2 separate regions of the Homo sapiens genome follow, and region 2 is linked to region 1. A link is an interaction called in ENCODE POLR2A ChIA-PET data of the cell type or tissue named here. Cell type or tissue: CD4-positive, alpha-beta T cell. All regions are shown on one strand.

Region 1 (2,500 bases):
GCCACCATGCTGGGCCACAAATTCTGTTTAACAAGATTAAATCTGACTCCAAGTCCTCTGCCAGGACTGGTACATAAAAGAGCCCCAGGGCCTTCCGCAGTTCCTGAGCTTCAAGGAGAGCCTCCGGTCTTCATTCTTTCCTCATCTTTATGAGAGTCCCCAGGGTACTTGTTGGAGTCCCCACCTCCTCGTCCAACTGTCCCTTCAATTTGTGAGGACTCCCCCTCTCCAAGGCTGGGGCACTCAGGGACACTTCAGTTCTTGCCTTTGGGAATTTAGGCTTTCAATAATAAAAGCCTCAATTCCAGCTGCTCGGGAGCGTCATTTGAACCCAGGAGTTTGAGTCCAGCCTGGGTAACATAGTGAGACCCTGTCTCTTAAAAAATAAATAAATAAAAATAATAAAAGCCTCTTAAGGGAGTCTCAGGTCCTCAAACACGTCCCTGTGCGCCTTCTTTCTCTTAAGACATGCAGGAAAATATGACTCAGATAATGTCTAAGTCAGGTTATTTTGCCACTTTGTTTATGAGCATTTCCCCATCATCAATGATTCTTTTAAAAGCAAACCTTTTTTTTTTCGTTTGAGACAGTCTTGCTCTGTCACCCAGGCTGGAGTGCAATGGTGTGGTCTTGGCTCACTGCAACCTCCACCTCCCGGGTTTAAGTGATTCTCATGCCTCAGCCTCCCGAGTAGCTGGGATCCGAGGTGCTCCTCACCACATCTGGTTAATTTTTGTATTTTTAGTAGAGATGTGGTTTCGCCATGTTGGCCAGGCTGGCCTTGAACTCCTGATCTCAGGTGATCCACCTGCCTTGGCCTCCCGAAGTGCTGGGATTGTAGGCGTGAGCCATTGTGCCAGACAAAGCAAACGTTTTTTTTTTAATTTTAATTTATTATTTATTTATTTAGAGACAGGGTCTCGCTCTGTGGCCCAAGCTAGAGTGCAGTGGCGCAATCTCGGCTCACTGCAACCTCCACCTCCCAGGTTAAAGCGATTCTCCTACCTCAGCCTCCTGAGTAACTGAGATTACAGGTGCCTGCTACCACACCTGGCTAATTTTTGTTATTTTTAGTAGAGATGGGTTTTGCCATGTTGGCCAGGCTGGTCTCAAACTCCTGACCTCAGGTAATCCACTAGCCTCGGCCGCCCAAAATGCTGAGATTACAGGCATGAGCCACCATGCCCAGCCTTGTTTGATTAATTGATTGATTGCTTGATTGATTTTGAGATGGAGTCTCGCTCTGTCGCGCAGGCTGGAGTGCAATGGCGTGATCTTGGCTCGCTGCAACCTCCACCTCTGGGTTCAAGCCATTCTCCTGCCTCAGCCTCCCGAGTAGCTGGGATTACAGGCGCCCACCACCACGCCCAGCTACTTTTTTGTATTTTTAGTAGAGACAGGGTTTCACTATGTTGGCCAGGCTGGTCTCGAACTCCTGACCGTGTGATCTGCCCACCCTGGCCTCTCAAGGTGCTGGGATTAGAGGCGTGAGCCACCGTGCCCAGCTCCAGCCTTTTTTTTTTTTTTTTTTTTTTTTAAAGTGATAGAGTTTTATGATGCTGTCCAGGCTGGAGTGCAGTGGCTGTTCACATTTGTGAGCCTTGAACTCCTGGGCTCAAGGGATCCTCCTGCCTTAGCCTTCTGAGTAGCTGGGACCACAGGTGTGGGCCACCACACCCAGCTCCTAAAAAGCAAACTTTCTGATGGTTGCCAAATATTCCATCATTCGGAGGCATCATCATTTGTATAGCTATTCTGTTATTTGGGGGCATTTCGGTTGTTTCTAATTTTTTAGTGGCTAAATTGAGTAGGTGCTCCTGAGGCCCAACGTGCTATCTTTGGGCATTGAGCAATGAGCTGTTTCTGTCCCTTCACTTCCCTCCTCAGGTACACAGACCCCTGCAATGCTTCTGTGGGAGGGGGGACTGCAGGGGAAACGTGGGTCACAAGCATTGCAGAGGGCTTTGAGCATCAACCTCTTCTGAGGAGGACATGGGAGAAAGCAAGCCAGACCATGGCAGGCCTACGTGTCAGACGGGATGCGTGACACCCTAGGCAGGCTCAGCATGCCTGCTTTAGTCTGTCTGGGCTGCTACAAAATAGACTGGGTGGCTTAAAAAACAGACACTTACTTCTCACAGTCCTAGAGGCTGGAAGTCCCAGCTCAGGGAGCCACATGGTCGGGTTCTGGTGAGGGCTCTCTTCTAGGCTGCAGACGGCCACCTTCTCCCTATGTTCTTACATGGCAGAGAGAGGAGAAGCCCTGATGTCTCTTCCTCCTTTAGGGGCACTAATCCCATCATGGGGTCCCCACCCTCATCTAACTCCAGCTCACCTCCAAACATTCCACCTCCTAGTCCCATCACACTGGGGGTTAGAACTTCAACATATTAATTTTGGGAGGACACAAACTTTCAGTCCATAACAATGACCATTGGCCACCCTGGGCATCCCCACATTGTTGCAAAGCCCATGCTTGTGCTGAGGAGTGGGATCCCGG
Region 2 (2,500 bases), 620 kb after region 1:
GGTAGCAGGGTGTAAGCATGGCACACAAGGGCATAGAGGGGGATGGGGGCAGAGGGTTCCCAAAGTTTGCGCCGTGGAACTCTCATCCTGCCGGGTGCTCTGTAAAGGTTCTGTGGTCAGGTTCACTTGGGAAGCACTGAATTCATTCCCCATGCCCCTCTTGCAGGTTAGGCACAGGACTTTATCAAAGCCTCTGAGAAGTCCTGCAGAGAAGAAACTTGTTTCTTTTCTTTTTTTTTTTTTTGAGACAGGGTCTCGCTCTGTTGCCCAGGCTGGAATGCAGTGGCACGATCGCGGCTCACTGCAACCTCTACCTCCCAGGTTCAAGCAATTCTCCTGCCTCAGCCCCCCTAGTAACTGGGATTATAGGCATCCACCTCCATGCCCAGCTAATTTTGTATTTCTAGTAGAGATGGGGTGTCACCATATTGGCCGGGCTTGTCTCCAACTCCTGACCTCAAGTGATCCACCCGCCTTGGCCTCCCAAAGTGCTGGGGTTACAAGTGTGAGCCACTGTAACTTAAATTTAAGAAACTTGTTTCTTAAACCTTCTTTTTTTTTTTCTTTTTGAGTCTCACTCTGTCACCCAGGCTGGAGTGCAGTGGCATAATCATAGCTCACTGTAGCCTCAAACTCCCAGACTCGTGATCCTCCTGCCTCAGCTTTCTGAGTAGCTGGGACTACAGGCACGCGCAGCCGTGCCTAGCTCAAACCTATTTGATCACATAACTCCTTGCCTATGTAATGCACATTAATATCCCACAACACTGGGGGTTACTACGGAGTGTGGTCTGCCGCCTACAATCCCTACTCTGAGCTATGCCATCCTCCACGCTTTCTCTTGTCTGTTCTCCCCAGTGACCGCCAGCTGCGGGCGGGCAGGGCCCTTTCTTCCCTGTTGTGGCTCCCAGGCCTTTTGCACGTGGCTGACCCCAGAGCAGGTGCTCTCAGGGATCTGGCCACTGATGGCTGATGGAGTGGGGGTCCTGGGCGGGCACTAGAGCTGGGGAAGATGTGGGCTCAGCTTGCCTCAGCCCCTTCTGAGGACTGTGCATTTATCACCTGCCTCTCAGCCCCAATTTCTCCATCTGTCATAGGGCATGGTGACCTTGCCCCACTGACCTCATGGGGTGATGGGGGGCGGGGAAATGGAGTCACGTGGACATGCTGTGGCGACAGCACAAAGAGGAACACTGAGCTAAGCAGAGAACGGATGCTGGCAAGGGCTGAGCTGGGGGCTGGGGCTCCAGGATGACTCGGGCTAAGAGCTCATGGGTGTCATCATCATTACTGTCACTCCGGAAGCTGGATGGGGTTGGTGTGGGTCTTGCCAAGGTGGGGGTGGGGGCGATGGTGCATGCTATGGGTCAGTCCCTTCTGAACTTCACTAATTTAAGCTTCAGCTCCACTTTCTGAGGTCAATTCTATGATCTTCATTTTACAGATGAGGGAACTGAGGCATGGAGAGATTAAGTAATTTGCCCAAGGTCACAGAGCTGGGACCAGAATCCAGACAGCTGGACTCTACGGGCTGAAGCCTCTGGCTAGAAAGCTGCAGGAGTGGGGATGGTGGGTGGAGAGGCTGGGGACCCTGGTGGGGGTTGGGGACCCTGAGGAGGACCCTGATGGAGGGTGGAGACCCTGTCAGAGAGGGGACCCTGGTGAGGTGGGGACCCAGGAGGGGGTTGAGGACACTGGGGAGGTGGGGACCGTGGTGGAGGATGGGGACCCTGTTGGGATGGGGACCCTGGGGAGGTGGGGACCCAGGAAGGGGTTGGGGACCCTGGGGAGATGAGAACTCAGGCGGGGACTGGGGACCCTGGTGGAGGGTGGGGGCCCTGTTGGGGTGGGGACCCTGGGATGTGGGGCCTTGGGAGGCACCCTGGGTGCTCACCTTGCAGCAGGCACAGTACTTCCAGCATAGCAGCAGTAGCAGGGCCAGGAGCGGCAGGAGGAGGAGGAGCAGGGGGATGAGCCACCAGAAGGAGCCCGGAGGGCAGTCTGGAGAGGAGGAGGCAGGGGGAGGTGGTGCCTGTCCTCCCCACCGAGCTCTGGCCACACGCCCCCTCCCTGCGCCCGGCCCCACCAGCTCACCCTTCTTCTTGTGCACCAGGACAGTGCTGTTGGGCCCAGGGGCGCCGTCACCTTCCATGGTGTAGCTGTAGGTGCAGTCGTCATCCTCGTCCCGGAAGGAGCAGCGCACCACCACCTCCTCGGCTGTACCCACAGCCAGTCAGCAGGGCACCCCAGCCACACCCCTCCGCCCCAGAGGACCCAGGGTCTGGTGAGGGGGCCCCTACTCTGCGATCTGCCTCACCCACGGCAGGGCCTCCTGGGGAAGAGTGGAAGTCCTTGCAAAGCCGTGCTCTCACCAGGCACAGGAACGGGTGTGGTGGGGGCTCCCCTGCTCAGGAGCATCAGAGCCTAGAAACCTACCTCCCCCACTTCCCTGACCTGGACATCACCCAGGAACTCAGGGTCCAGAAAACGTATCTGATCT

Evidence for each region. ChIA-PET counts read pairs that join two places held together with the same protein. Peaks named below come from ENCODE experiments on the same cell type or tissue, not always from the same donor. Only the 100,000 strongest peaks of a DNase experiment are listed, where the experiment ranks them.
Region 2: POLR2A ChIA-PET joins it to region 1 with 6 read pairs; 2 of 35 experiments call an interaction of 5 or more read pairs at or near these places.

The regions. Positions count from the first base shown.
Region 1 is chr17:76,357,556-76,360,055 of GRCh38, reverse strand. No RefSeq gene overlaps it. Among named protein-coding and RNA genes, the nearest start is that of PRPSAP1, 4.9 kb to the right of the region's middle. In CD4-positive, alpha-beta T cell, no CTCF peak of the experiment used is centred here; no DNase peak of the experiment used is centred here.
Region 2 is chr17:75,737,039-75,739,538 of GRCh38, reverse strand. ITGB4 (integrin subunit beta 4) reads right to left here. Exons shown (of 40, transcript NM_000213.5): 17 at 2,095-2,217; 18 at 1,895-2,001. Among named protein-coding and RNA genes, the nearest start is that of ITGB4, 17 kb to the right of the region's middle. In CD4-positive, alpha-beta T cell, no CTCF peak of the experiment used is centred here; a DNase peak (open chromatin) is centred at 1,218.